2 separate regions of the Homo sapiens genome follow, and region 2 is linked to region 1. A link is a loop called in an ENCODE intact Hi-C map of the cell type or tissue named here. Cell type or tissue: heart right ventricle. All regions are shown on one strand.

Region 1 (2,500 bases):
TCAGCAACTGAAAGTTGTGGTGTCAGAACACAGCAAGGCCGGTCATGAAGCTGGAGCAAAGAGGGTGATGTCACACTAGTGCGTGCCGACTATGAGCTACACCGACTCACACAGGCCTCTTTTATTCCAACAACAACCCCTCGAGGTCAGTATTAAGTTATATAGCAGCAATGGGTAACCACTGAGTCATTTAATGCACAGATGTAAATTTGGGGACAATTTTTCTTACAGTAATGTGGGGAGCAGATTCAGCAGCACACACACTGGAGGCAGAATGTTTATGTTCTGCAGAGCAAAAAATAAAAAAAAAAACCCTTTCAACCATCAAAAGACCAGGCAAGTCTTGCTGATTTGCAGGACAGAGGGGCTTCTGGCAAGATGTGCCTGGAGCCAGGGGAGCGGCGCTGAAGCCTCAGGGATGCGCAGGGAGGGGCAGGATGTGGTGTGCATTGCCCTGGAATCATGTTCCTGAGCCTCATCAAGGAGGAGCCGGGTTTCCTGGAGCAGCCGCCCCTGTGATGACACGAAGGAAAAGGATATGATCAATATCCTTTCTGAAAAGGATGGAAAAACGGCACCCTCCCCTGGACTCGCACACATTTTTTTCTAGCTCAGCAAGAAAGAGTGAGGTCCCCTCAGCCTCTGCGCACATCAGGGTGACAAAGGTGGACAATGTCTGGTTCGCCTTTCACCTTCAAGGCCAATTCTGGGACTTACAGAGTAGGTGTCAAAATTGTATTTTAAGACAAATGCACTTGGTACTGATGTGCTTAATGGCTCCATTTTAGACATTTTCCACAATTCACACTCACACCTGAGGCAATCAGTATAGAAAAATCTTGGCAGAAAAGTGAACAGGTGACAGGTTTGGGTTACCTGTGAGTGTTTAATTGAAGGACTGTGGTTTCCTTACTCCTTTGGCTTCACACAGATAATTAAAACTTGAAAGTGCTTTGAATATTTATTCATTTTTTTCACCAACAGCTGATGATCATTAAACACACAGAAAATTCACAATAAGTATTTGGTCAAGCCCTTTGTTCTTCCTGTTCGTACAAACCTGCAGGGTGGTTATGAAGATGGATGCGCTCTGGGTATACATTGGTTTTCAACTCTGCTGAAGGATCAGACACCCTCCCAGATGGAACAGCCCCACCTCTGGCTATAAATATTATAACCCCAGGGATTTCTAAGGAAATACATATTCACTGCTGAAGGTCCCAAGTGTGAATTTAGCTTAAGGAATGTGGAACGGCAGCCCCTGCCTTTAAACTTTATAATAAGGGTCCTTCCTGGAAGCGCAGCCTCCCGGGCCCACGCGACGTCTTTTCCTGGAAAACCAAAGACCTCAAGAGCTGCCGTGGCCAGGGCAGGCTCTCAGGTCTCTTTGGCTCTGAGCTCCTTTTTGTAATTCAGCTTCCTGACGCCTGCATGAAGATGCCAAACACGAAAATGGCTATTGTCCCATTCTAATGGACAAAAGTCCAGACAGGAATAGGCCTTGAAAAAAATGAGACTCTGCCCTGTTTTTGGCCAGTCCTGACACTAGGATCCTTCCTATAATACTCAGGTGAGGAAAAAACAAGTTACATATTTTCTTTACCTGCAAATACTGTGAAATAATAAAACTTTAGAGCATTATTAAACTTGCACTTCAGAAAGAAAACTATTGTATTCCCACATTTTGATTCCAACACACACCCTTCCCTTCCACCCTCACATTCTTCATATTCCTGAAATTGAGATGCATCTTACCCTCAGAGTTTACATTTTATGTCATGCTCCTCTCTTGAAAAAAAAATCTGTTATTGAGTTGGTTCTTTGTCTTTCATCTTATGCTATCTGAATTAGGGAAATGTGCCATGTGTTTTTCACCATCCAATTAATTTAAACACAAATATGCTCAATAACTGCAAAAGGTGACTCTAATGAGCTCTGTGGAAAGCATTTATTTCTTCCTAGACACAGAAATTTCCATCCTTATTCAGTTGGTCTTTCACTTATTTTTGTTCTGTTCTTGTAGGAACCCCATGTATTTCTTAGCCCACCTTGATCTTTATTGGGCTGTTATATTGCTTTTTCAAGGACATTATTATTGTATGCAAAAAGTCCTTATTCTCTGACTATGACTATGCTCTGCATTCACTTTGAAAAAAAAAGTTTGTAAACTAATTTCTCCAGTGATTTGCTCCCCCTAATGCTCTGCAAAATGCCAGCTGCCTGTGGATATTCCTGGAATTGGCTGCTTGAAACTAAAGGCTCTCAAGTTTTGCAATGATTTTTCCATGATCCTGGCTGTGTCTGAAACGTTTTGATGTGAAGAAGCATAAACTGGCTGGACCCTGAGCTGCAAATGAATTTCGTGGTCGGCAGGACTGAGAGTTTCATGTTACTTTCTGTGCAAGACCACCCACTGTCTCCCCATGACCTCTCCACTGCCCCCCACCCACTGGGATGTACAGCTGCTCTGGAGATGTTATTGAGCCATTCTCCTTCAAGT
Region 2 (2,500 bases), 61 kb after region 1:
GAAACAAAAACCCATAAAACATATGATCTAGGCACTTCTAGAATAAATCAACCAAAAACAGAAGTAGTAAGATACTAAGTCATCTATATGATGTCATGATTGATGAAGTGGATACAAATTCACAAATTAATCAATGCGGTAGAGCAGTGGCTCTGAAACTTGACCCAGTCTCCGAATTCAGATGTGCTCAAGCACCCATCACTGGGCCCACCCTGGAGTTTCTGCCTCAGTAGTAGAGAAGAAGGGGACTTGAGAATTTGCATCTGAGAAGTTCCCAGGCCATTGTAATGCTACTGGGCTGCTGGGCCTGGGGTCACACTTTGAGAATATGGTGTGGAGGATCAAAAATAATAACAAAATTTAACCAAGAGACAGATCTCAGTATGTATCTCTAACCACAGAGAAAGAACAGTGTACAAAAAATTTGTCCACTTATTAGGCCACAGAAAAATTCTGAATAAATTTAAAGTAGAAATAGTACAGAATGAAGCTCTGATTTCAGGTGATAAAGTTGAAAATGGATAGACTCAATCTCTTGGAAGCATGGCATATAAAAACAGATGGAGTTTTGCTAATCTCTCTCACAGAAAATGTGTATCCTGAAATACTTACATAAATAGACAGAAGGTGAATGAATAATCATCTAACCAAAGAAAATAAATCTGAAAACAGCATGTATGTGTGTATAATATAATTATTTTAGGGGAAGAACTAGATTCCAGTAGAAAAGATTTACTTTTTACTCTGAACTTTTCTATACTTTCTGAATTCTCTGATTATGCATGTGTACGACTTTTAAAAAAAAACCAGGCCAACAAGTTTCATTTGAGTGTGAAATTGGGGACCTTTTGATTTTTGCTCTTGTTTTTCTTTCAATTTCCGTGCATTAAGTGTTAGTTTTTGTAAATAAAGAAAGAATAGATAGTATCCTTATCCTTTGGAAGTTGACTTGGAAGAAAAATAAAATATCAGACACCACTAAGAAATTCAGTATTTCTAATTGATGTGAACAAGTGGGAGTAATTCTGTGGTGGAGCTGGTCAGGGTCTGAGACACAGCTGGTTTCCCTGGAACACATTACCAGCCCACCCTTGCCGTGCCAAGCCCTCCTTCCCAGACTGCAGCTGCCGTGAGTCTCTCATCAGGCAAGTGAGCTGTTTCATGAGTAGCTGACTCCCAAAAGTTGGCTGGCTGGGGCAGCTTGGGTGCTGATTTCAGTTCAGTATAACATGTCAAATGTTAATAATTAATGCTTTGCATAGTAATTGTCAAGTAGGAATAGTCAAAAAGAGAAACTTGTTGAAGAAGAGGATAAAAGGGAGCAGGAGGTAGGAAGCAGGGAGGATAAAAGAGCGTAGGTAAGAGTTGATAATAAACCGTGTCCAGGTGGAAATTCAGCAACAAAAACTGTATGAGGAGAAATGACCTCTTTGAAGGGTGTTGAATCATGAACACAAGGATGATTCAGCAATGAACTGGTAGCAGAGATCTCCAGGAAGGATACAGTTTAGGCTCATGGCTCCAGCAACCCAGACTCTAAGGAGAACCCAACAGGCCCACCACAGAAACTTGAGTTACCTGTGGCCCCAGCAGGAAAGCAGCAAGCAGTGGGAGCCAGAGATGTCATGAAATCACTTGCCTAAGTCTGCAAAAGAGTCCCCCAGGACAGAGAGGAAATTTGACCCCCCTCCTATTTCCAAGACATAGGCACGTTCACTGCCCCTGGGAGAGAAGGCGGAAGAAGAATCCCATGTCCTCCACTGTTCTGTCTTCTGTCTGTGGTCTTAGCTCTCCCCAGTTTCTGAAGTGGTGAAAATTTTCTCAAAACTTTCCCTCTATTTCTACCCCCAAATTTTTAAAGATTTTTCTGTATTCAGCCATGTGCCAAGTACATGACACATCTTCTGTTCCTGCACAGTCTGGTGAGGAGCATCTTCTGTTATCCCCACTTTATGGATGCAGGGTCTGTGGTCAGTGAGGGCAGCTGCTTGTCCTCACTGACAGTGAGTACTGGAGAGGGACTTGAATCCCCACCCATCTCTGTTCCAACACCAGCACATTCAAGAATCACATAGAACTCCACCCTCTCCCTCTCTCTTCCCCTCTCCTTTTCCTTTGTGTCTACTTAACTTGTATTATTGCCATTTGCTTCTTTTCCCCTCAGTGAAGTGTGAGACTGGTCAGTGTTTTTTTTTTTTTTTCTTTTCCCCCTGTTCGTTCCCAGGAAACAGTGAAGTTTATATAAGTCTCAATCAAAGCAGCCTTCCATCACCACGTTCCATCATCTGCCCAAACTTCTGCTTCCTCTTGACATTTAGGTCTGGGGTGGAGGGCAAAGGCTGTCACCAGAGAAAAGCCAGCTGCTCACAGCCACAATGTCTCACATGCTGGTCTGTCCTCAGATAGCCTGCCATGTCTCAGGGTCTGGTTCTCAACCTCAAAAGTTTCCAAAGATGACAACCTTCTCGCAGAGACAGGGCTCACTAGTTTTTTTTTTTTT

What was found. Hi-C counts contacts between places; a loop is a spot of excess contacts. Peaks named below come from ENCODE experiments on the same cell type or tissue, not always from the same donor. Only the 100,000 strongest peaks of a DNase experiment are listed, where the experiment ranks them.
Region 2: a loop joins it to region 1, with 3 times the contacts of the local background. A loop is called at or near these places in 2 of 110 quality-filtered maps.

Annotation. Positions count from the first base shown.
Region 1 is chr20:22,861,683-22,864,182 of GRCh38, forward strand. No RefSeq gene overlaps it. Among named protein-coding and RNA genes, the nearest start is that of SSTR4, 170 kb to the right of the region's middle. In heart right ventricle, a CTCF peak has its summit at 1,150; DNase peaks (open chromatin) are centred at 489 and 1,327; H3K27ac peaks cover 2,500 bases.
Region 2 is chr20:22,923,103-22,925,602 of GRCh38, forward strand. The region is part of intron 1 of LOC107985449 (a long non-coding RNA gene); the gene reads left to right. Among named protein-coding and RNA genes, the nearest start is that of SSTR4, 110 kb to the right of the region's middle. In heart right ventricle, no CTCF peak of the experiment used is centred here; a DNase peak (open chromatin) is centred at 1,122; H3K27ac peaks cover 2,299 bases.